Linked DNA regions of Homo sapiens: all the other regions are linked to region 3. A link is a contact called in ENCODE Hi-C or POLR2A ChIA-PET data. All regions are on one chromosome and are shown on one strand. Each heading gives the region's core, a stretch centred on a gene start or an enhancer-like site at or near the end of the contact. The rest is flanking DNA. Distances are from core to core; before and after follow the strand shown.

Region 1 (2,838 bases), core at 14-2,513, 46 kb before region 3:
GGACCACATTTCAATTAGATAGAATTATCTTTCAGCAAGGTTTACCTCATTTTATTGTATACCTTTTTTCTATTTCATTGTGCCTTTCATACTTTGTATCTTTATGAGCCTGTCATGGAGACAGAGGTTTTATGTCTCTGTTTTTATTATGTGATTACTTTGCTGAATTAAGCTGCCTTACCCACTTCAGGCTACTGTAACAGACTGGATAGCTAAACAAGAAACATTTATTTCTCATGGTTCTGGAAGATGGAAGTCTGAGATCAGGGTGCTAGTATGGACAAGTTCATGTTGAAAGTATTATTCTTGGTTTGCAGACAGAGAATATGTTAGAGAGCAGAGAGAGGAAGTGGGCTCACTCGTGTCTCCTCTTAGATGGGCGCTAATCCCTTTATAAGGTAACTCTCATGACCTAATCCCTTCCAAAGGTCCCCATATCCAAATACCATCACATTGGGTATTAGGGTTTTCAACCTATAAATTTCTGGGGGACACAAACATTCAGTCCATAGTAACTCTCCCAAGACTATTCATATTTAAATTTAAAAAAGGCTTTGTATGAAGAATCTAATGTTTTTTTTTCAAAATCTTTCTTATACTCTTCAATTCATATTATGTGGTTATTTCTCCTACTATATTACCTACTTTAGGTTAAAATCAACATTATCCAAGAACAACTTATCTTTTCTGCTAGAAGGATAGTCCCTTGGAAAGAATACACAATAATGACCTTAAAGGACTCAAGCAATTATACAGAATTGGTTGCCATAGGAATGTGTGATTAGGAGGTATGCTCAAGGTGAGGCCTCATTTAGCTTCTGATGAATAAAGTTGAATGGAAGAAAATGGCCTACAACAGATGGGGAGCATAAAAACTTTGGCTGAGAAGAAATGAAAGTTAAGTGGACAGAACGTCTTTTAAGGCTGTAAAGGCAGGCAGGCAGCTGGAAACTATTGTGGCGAAGGTCTTGCATGCTGTGAAAAGCCAGACATTACTATGTTTTGCTACTGTAACTAGGAAATATTGAGGGAAATTTGGCATAAAGTAAAGGCACTTGCAAGTTCATTTCTTCTGGCAATTTAGAAATGGGAGATCTAATAGAAGCTATAAGAATGAAGGAGTAAGACCTAATTATTGAAAGATCCAGTTATCACTTCATGACTAATGCTTCTTTGTAAATTGGGAAAGAGTTGAGTCACTGTTGTCCAGGGGAACTCAACTTTAAATCTCCCTGTTATAAACAGCATTCCTCAAACCACAAACCCATCTCATTAACCATCAGATGTTATACAGATACTACTTTGACAATGACTCACATTCTCTCTGGAAGTTTCATACAATTTAAATAGAGATATTAATTAAACTATAGAAAGATGGGTCTCTGTAGTACTAGTCCATATTTAAGCTGAAAAACATATTAAAAAAAGAATTAATGAGATTGTGTAAAAGCTATTTGCATATGAAGTTTTCCAGTGACTACAAAATGGGACATAGTGTAATCCAATTTAGTTATTAGTTTTCTTTCAATTTTACTTATTTTTTTAAAAGAATAAACAAGGATATTGCCAGACCCAAGATTGGAAAATCATAGTACTTTTAGACATACAGAATGAAGTCACAGCTGAAAGCAATTTTTTTGTGTGTTTTTCTGTAAAAAGGATTTGAAGATTAAAAAAAAAAGTTTGAAAAAGTGGGAGGTTGTGAGTTGCAGGGGCACACATATGATGCTAAAATGACATTGTTAATTAAATGCAAATTGGCAAATAAATTATTTTCACTACTTGTTCCTACAGTAAAGTTTTTTTTCTTTTATTTATGCGTAGAGTTCTATTCTGTAAACAGAAGCAATAAGATATGACTATATGGGGAACATAGATGTAACTGATACTACAGACTTTTTCTCTTACAGATAAATGTGGTATTTCCAAAAATTAATTCTTCTTACCTACTGGTAGTACCTTTAGGGTAGATACTTAGTCTGCCCAGGTGATTGGATAATTCATCACTAGACTAAATCCTTAACAAGGCTTCTAGGCAAGGTTAGAAAATAGATGGTCCTTCAAATGGTTACCTGCACCTTGGGCCATTTGATGAGTATGATTTACTGTGCCTATCACATCTGTTAACACTGCAATGAATTCTTGCCCTGTTTCTATTTTTTCCCATCTTCCCTACCTCCTCCCTGCTACAAGGCTGGGACTAAGCTTTTTACAGCCTGGGAGTAATGGGATGAAGGAAAGCATTTTTCTTGGTGATAAAGTAAGATGATTTGCTTCTTTAGATAGGTGCATGTGGAAGTATATTTGTCCTATAAAGTTAAAGGAAGAAGAAAGGAACGTTCTTTACTTCCAGGGGTAAGGACATGTAAACTCTGATTTTATTTTATGAGTTAAAGAAAAGGGACAGATAATCATTTGATATGATTGTGAAAGACTAGGATAATCAGGAGTGGAGGAGAGCATAACTATTTCTATAGAGGATAAGGTCAAAGTCAGTATGACATCTTTTAGGAAGTAGTTCCTGAGTGTTGTAGATATTTCCAGCTCTGGTTGAGTCCAAAATCTATTAACAACATTGTAAAGGTACTCATTCTAGGGATTGCATTGGCAGTTATTCACATCCCCAAATTTTACTTCCTAGGTTTATGTGGAATTTTGAGCAGTTGAGTTAAGCCCAATGTCTAAACTTCTCAGATATTTTATAACTTGATACATAAATGTAAAAATGCATTTGTATATGCCAATATTAACATTGCTCAAATTGTTTTATTTTTAAAAATAGTGAGAATAAAGGAATATTATCATGTATTACCATGGCAAAATGTTTTAATAAAGGAC
Region 2 (2,700 bases), core at 49-2,548, 60 kb after region 3:
AGTCTTGATCGGGTGCCCAGGCTGGAGTGCAGTGGCACAATCTTTGCTCACTGCAACCTCCGCCTCCCAGGTTCAGGCGATTCTCTGCCTCAGCCTCCTGAGTAGCTGGGATTACAGGTGTACGCCACCACGCCCAGCTAATTTTTGTATTTTTAGTAGAGACAGGGTTTCACCATGTTGGCCAGGCTGGTTTCGAACTCCTGACCTCAGGTGATCTGCCCACCTCAGCCTCCCAAAGTGCTGGGATTACAGGTGTGAGCCACCGTGCCCAGCCATGTCGAGGTACATTTCTTTTATACCTAATTTGTTGAAACTTTCAGCGAAATGGATATTGAATTTTGTCAAATGCTTTTTCTGCAGCAATTGAGATGAACATATGATTTTAGTCATTCATTATGTTAATGTGGCGTATCACATTTATTGATCTTCATTTTTTGAACATCCTTGGATCCCATAGATAAATTCCTGTTGGTCACGGTGAATGATCCCTTTAACATGCTGTGGAATGTGTTTGTTAGCATTTTGTTGAGGATTTTGAATTTTTACAGGGATACTGGCCTGTAATTTTCTTTTCTTTTAGTGTCTTTGTCTGGCTTTGGTATCAGGATAACGCTGGCCTCATAAATTGCATTTTGAAGTATTCTTTTTTGTCCAGTTTTTTTTAGAGAAATTGAGAAGGATAGGTATTTGTTCTTAAACGTTTGGTAAAAGCAGTGAAGCCACGAGGCTCTAGGCTTTTCTTTCATGGAAAACTTTTCATTACTGGTTTAATCTCTTTACTCATTATTCATCTGTTTGGATTTTCTGCTTCTTTATTATTCAGTCTTGGTAGGTTGTATGTGTCTAGGAATTTATTTCTTCTAGGCTATACAGTTTGTTGATGTATGATTATTCATAGTCATCACATTACTGACTGCCTGATACTGCTTGTAGTGCTTTTTAAAGCTATACAATCATAGTTAAGAAAATACATCATTCTTTACTTTCAAGGACTTAACAAGTCAAATGAGGTCAACACAAGTAGATAGAAAAAACCCCTAATACCTTTATAATGTGCAGGAGAAAGACAAAGACTAGACTTGTTTGCAATAACTTTAGTTAACATATGCATGGTTATAAACTTGTTATAACATGCTGAAATCAGGATCTAGGAAAGCAGAGAGAAGCCCAAACGTCTTTTTTTTCTGGCTTTGACTCATGTATTCAGATACTTACTGTGGGACCTCTTTTCATTCCATAAACAGCAGGTGGCATACTTTCTTTTCTGATCTTTTTTTTAGTGTAGCTGTTCTTGTCATCTGTTGAATTCTCCAGTGCTGTTGCTCTTTGTTTTTTGCTTGTATGTAATACACAACTCTGGAAGTCCTTGAATAGTTTGGGCACATAAAGGGTGAAATATAACCATAAGTTTTTGAAATGTGTGAGACATTAAGAGATAAATATTACATTTAACATTCAGATAGATAAAACCAAAGTGGATTTTCTGCTTAATTTAAAAAACTAGATGTCTAAAATAAAGTAACAAAAAGAAGTCAGGATTTTATATCTTTTCTAGGCAGACTAGTAGAATATAACATTTTTAGATTATCTTAAGGAGAGTAATTGCAATGATTTTTGCAGCTGGTTTTATATGTGTATTGCTCTAAATCTTGTAATTTAACATGGTTTGTTAGTAAGTAGTCACTGCATAATCCTTTATACTACTACTAATTTTAGTACCTCATCATATATTTCCTTGTTCCATGGGTACAAGTCTTATCTCACCATCAGGAGTAGCCTCTTAAAGGAAGTGATAGACATCTTTTGAGATGACTGGGATTATAGTGGGAGCTCATCAAATATTTGTTGAACTGAATAGAGAAGGGGCTTTTTCACTCATACATCATTCATCTTTCCCCAACCTCCCCACCTTCCAAGTCGCTGATCCTGTGTCCATTGTGCTTGTGCCACTTCCATGCCCATATCTCAGTGGTCAGTAACAAAATTGGAAAGCAAATAACATTTTTTATTCTGTCATTCATTAGGCTTTTTGTAAAAAAATTTTTGTAAAAAAATTTTATACCTTTAATGATAACTACCATTGATTATGTGCCAAGTACTTCACAGATGCTATTTTACTTCAGTCAAAAATAACTCTCAATTTGGTACTATTTTTTTTTTAATTTTTATATGGAACTCTGAGATTTTAAGCTACTATGTGACAGAACCAATATTTGTTCTGTGTTCTTAACTACTGCATTCCATGGCTTCTCAGGGATGCAACTGATACTTCTTAAATTTGGGCAGGTTGTCTCAAAAGTATAAACCATATCTTTCCCAGGAGATAGGTAATAGATACTATGATATTACTCTAAATTAACATCCACAAAGTAGATGTTCATTCTTAAGTTTTTTTTGCTTCTGACATTTTGCTTCTGATTTTTGAAAGAATAATAGGTAAAAATTTCTTCCTACAAAGGAACTTATGAATCTAAAATTATTTCCTATGTTAGAATATTTTTCTCTGCTGTTAAAAATAGACATTCTAAGATTTTAAAATCACAGACAAAACTAATTCCATATTGTATTTATGAATTGGGAAGTAAATTAAAATAATTTAAAAACTACATTTTGCTCATTTAGAAGAATTCTTTTAAGGATTTAATTCACTTTTGAAATAGTGCCATAAAGTCTCTTAAAACCATTGAAGACTGTAAGTCT
Region 3 (2,949 bases), core at 232-2,731:
ATAATATAGCTTTTGTGTTTTGAGAGGGCTAGGGGATGTGATCCAAAATATGAGAAGTTTTTATTTATAATGGAGAATGTTGGGAGATTATGTTAGTAATTGGGTCCAGCTATGTTATACAGCTTTGAAAAAATTATTTAATTTTTCTGAGGCTTGGTTTTCTTGTCTTTAAAATGTTGTGAAGATTAGAAATAATGTTCTTAGAGCATCTTGCACAGCTAAAATACAGTAGGCACTAAAAATGATGGCTGGTAACAGAATCTACAGCTAAAGAAAAAGTAATAAATTGTCTTGTTTGTGAATTGATATCTGTGTGATGTGCATGCAGCTGCTCACATTTATGTTGTCCACAGCAGACCCTGCCAATTAGTCAGCACTCTTTTCCATGGAGTCTGGGTGCAGCTTATGAGTTACAGCAATTAACTCATAGGCAACTATTGCCAGTTAACCCAAGAAGGGAAATGAGTTGCATCCCATTTTTTCATCCCTCATATAGCCTCATCCTTTCATTTTACAGAAGAGAAAACTAAGGCTCAGAGAAGTTATGTAATTTCCTCAAGATGACACATTGAGGCATGGTCAGAACCTTGTACTAGAAGTCATAACTCTTACTTCAGTTCTCCATCAGCTGAAACATCTGTCTGTTTTGTTCATCTTATTTCATAACTAGAACGTGTACTAGCCAGAACTCTTAATTCAGTTCTCCATCAGCTGAAACATCTGTCTCTTTTGTTCATCTTCTTTCATAACTGGGGTAGAGATTCATATAATTTGCCATTTTTTTTCTAGAGCAAATAAATTAACTCATGATTTTCTTGAGGTAATATTTGTGGGTTCATATAAATGAGCCACACTGACCACTTTACACTGGTGATAATATGTTTTTTTAAATATCAAAAATATATTTTTGATTCAAACCTTATGTTCTCTTGCCTTTCAGAAAGGAAAAAGGAAGAAGCAGAGGGTCAGCAGATGTTGAAAGAGGTATAATCAAGGTAAACACTTAGCTAGGAAGTGGTTTCCTAAGCAAGGGTTGCTCTAAAAATTTCCCACATACCCTCCTTTGGTTGTTGGACTTTTATTTTTTTTTTCTGGTCTAAATATTATGCTGTAAATTTTGGGTTGGAATCTACTGAAGCTGGCAACAGTTAAATTAATCCTTCTTTTCACTGAAAACATGCTTATGCTTGCTAACAACTGCAAGATTAATTGGGACTTACTTAGCCAAAGGAAAAACAGGATGTGAAAAGACAATGTGAAGTTTCTGTCTCGTCACTTACTCCCTCTGTCCCTACTGTTTTTGTTTGTTTTAGTTACATTTTCAAACATTCTCTCATTTTCCCATGTTCTGTGTTCACCTTAGAAAATCTTCTAATAGCACAGATGACAAACAGGAGTTCCAGAAATGCTGACTCATCACAGCAGAAGGCCAGTGGTTTGGCAGGAATCTTAACTTGCAAATGTCAAGACTGGCCCTTTTAAAAATAAGTCCATGGCAGCAGATGTCACTATTGGTCTATCTTAACTCTGGGGCACTTGTTGACAAAGCAAATGCCATGAGCCTAGAAGCCCAGTAATCATAGATTTTAGACATTTCATGATGACTTGTGGCACCAATATAATGGTCAATTTCTCATACCTGAAACCTAATTTAATTATATAGAACTTTTAATATTATGATTATTGTATTTTAACATTAGTGTCATTTTTCCTTTTTTAACATAAATCTTTTCCATGAAGTCCATATTTTTTTCTTACCTCCCTCTTTCTGCTTTCTGTTCCTAATCATGGGACAACTTTCTCTTTTCTGCTTATATGTGCTTATTTGTTCATGTAAGCGTCCCCATAATTCTCATGTTTTGCAAGATACTTTCTTCAATGTTAATTTTTGTGCTATTAACTACAATGCAATTAACCTTTACTTTTCTTAAAAAGCAAAGTTGTGCAAGTAATTTGCCTGCTGTCTCTCAGCAACGTGTCCTCCTTTTTTGACACTAGTTTGTAATGCTAGGGCTGTGACTTTGCAGATTTCATACCTCTGATTCCCTTGGCAGCTTTTTGAAAGTATTGGAGTGAGACTTGAAGTTATTGAGGAATGGGGATTGGAAGAGGAGACAAGACTTCCTTCCTGTTTTAAAATTTGTTTTATTCTTGCTGGCTTCAACTCTAAAATGGCAGTTCTCCTAAGCGTTAGTTGGTGGCCTCCATTGTGGAAGTGGCTCCAGCCTCCAGTTCCTGTTGGCACTTCCAGAAATGCCTGAACATTTCCCTCAGAGAGCCAGCAGCAGCCAACCCAAGCCTCTTCCTTAGAGCACCAGGTCTGGTGGCTCCTCCTCCTGTTATCCCCATCTTTTCCCATTTATTTCCCTAACCTCAGGCATTGTAGCTACTTCCTGAGTTACCTTTATGTGACTTTACTTATTCAACCTTCTGACACCTGTGAAACCAGTTTCTTCCATTAAATCCTCTCTGTTGGAAACAATTTGGTTTCTGTTTTCTAAACTTGTCTAATATATCTGTACATAGTCATATATATTTTAAATTATATGTAATGTTAAAAATAGTAAAAGCAAATAAATTAATTCCATTGTGTTTCTGATTTATATTTTAAAAATGCTTTTTTGATTTGGGCTTTTAGCATGTCATATATATGTGACGATTTTGATGGCTTGATATGGAGTATATCTTATGAAATGTATACATAGCTCCAAATGTCACCAAAGCAAAAATTGGTATGAACATTGATAGTAATTTTTCCTTGCAAAAGGATCTTATCCTGGAGTTCCAGTTAGGTTTTACAATTACTGAAATGACTTGCTGTCTATTTTCTATCCTTGTTTAGCTCATACTCCATTAAACAGAAAGCAAACTAAGAGCTGGAGAGATGAAGAGACTTGGTCAACATCATACATGTGAGTGGTTGGAAACCTGAGGTGGACCCCAATCCAA

What was found. A loop is a pair of places that touch in the nucleus more often than their neighbours do. ChIA-PET counts read pairs that join two places held with the same protein, here RNA polymerase II (POLR2A). Pooled maps may share reads with other maps.
Region 1: a map of PC-3 shows a loop between it and region 3 (9-fold over the local background). The contact joins two enhancer-like sites. A Hi-C loop is called at or near these places in 8 of 168 maps with a recorded cell type or tissue (IMR-90, PC-3, adrenal gland and 5 more) and 6 of 50 pooled maps.
Region 2: a loop to region 3 is called in a map of Caco-2, with 8 times the contacts of the local background. The contact joins two enhancer-like sites. A Hi-C loop is called at or near these places in 9 of 168 maps with a recorded cell type or tissue (CD4-positive, alpha-beta memory T cell, Caco-2, MCF 10A and 5 more) and 10 of 50 pooled maps. POLR2A ChIA-PET finds 5 or more read pairs at or near these places in 1 of 52 experiments (H1).

What each region holds. Positions count from the first base shown.
Region 1 is chr2:189,392,001-189,394,838 of GRCh38, reverse strand. It overlaps a transcript of COL5A2 not described here. Among named protein-coding and RNA genes, the nearest start is that of WDR75, 48 kb to the left of the region's middle. Within about 2 kb of position 1,263, at least 4 of the 41 ENCODE cell types and tissues checked have a DNase peak (open chromatin) inside an H3K27ac peak, as active enhancers do.
Region 2 is chr2:189,286,634-189,289,333 of GRCh38, reverse strand. It overlaps a transcript of COL5A2 not described here. Among named protein-coding and RNA genes, the nearest start is that of COL5A2, 110 kb to the right of the region's middle. Within about 2 kb of position 1,298, at least 3 of the 41 ENCODE cell types and tissues checked have a DNase peak (open chromatin) inside an H3K27ac peak, as active enhancers do.
Region 3 is chr2:189,346,188-189,349,136 of GRCh38, reverse strand. It overlaps a transcript of COL5A2 not described here. Among named protein-coding and RNA genes, the nearest start is that of WDR75, 94 kb to the left of the region's middle. Within about 2 kb of position 1,481, at least 6 of the 41 ENCODE cell types and tissues checked have a DNase peak (open chromatin) inside an H3K27ac peak, as active enhancers do.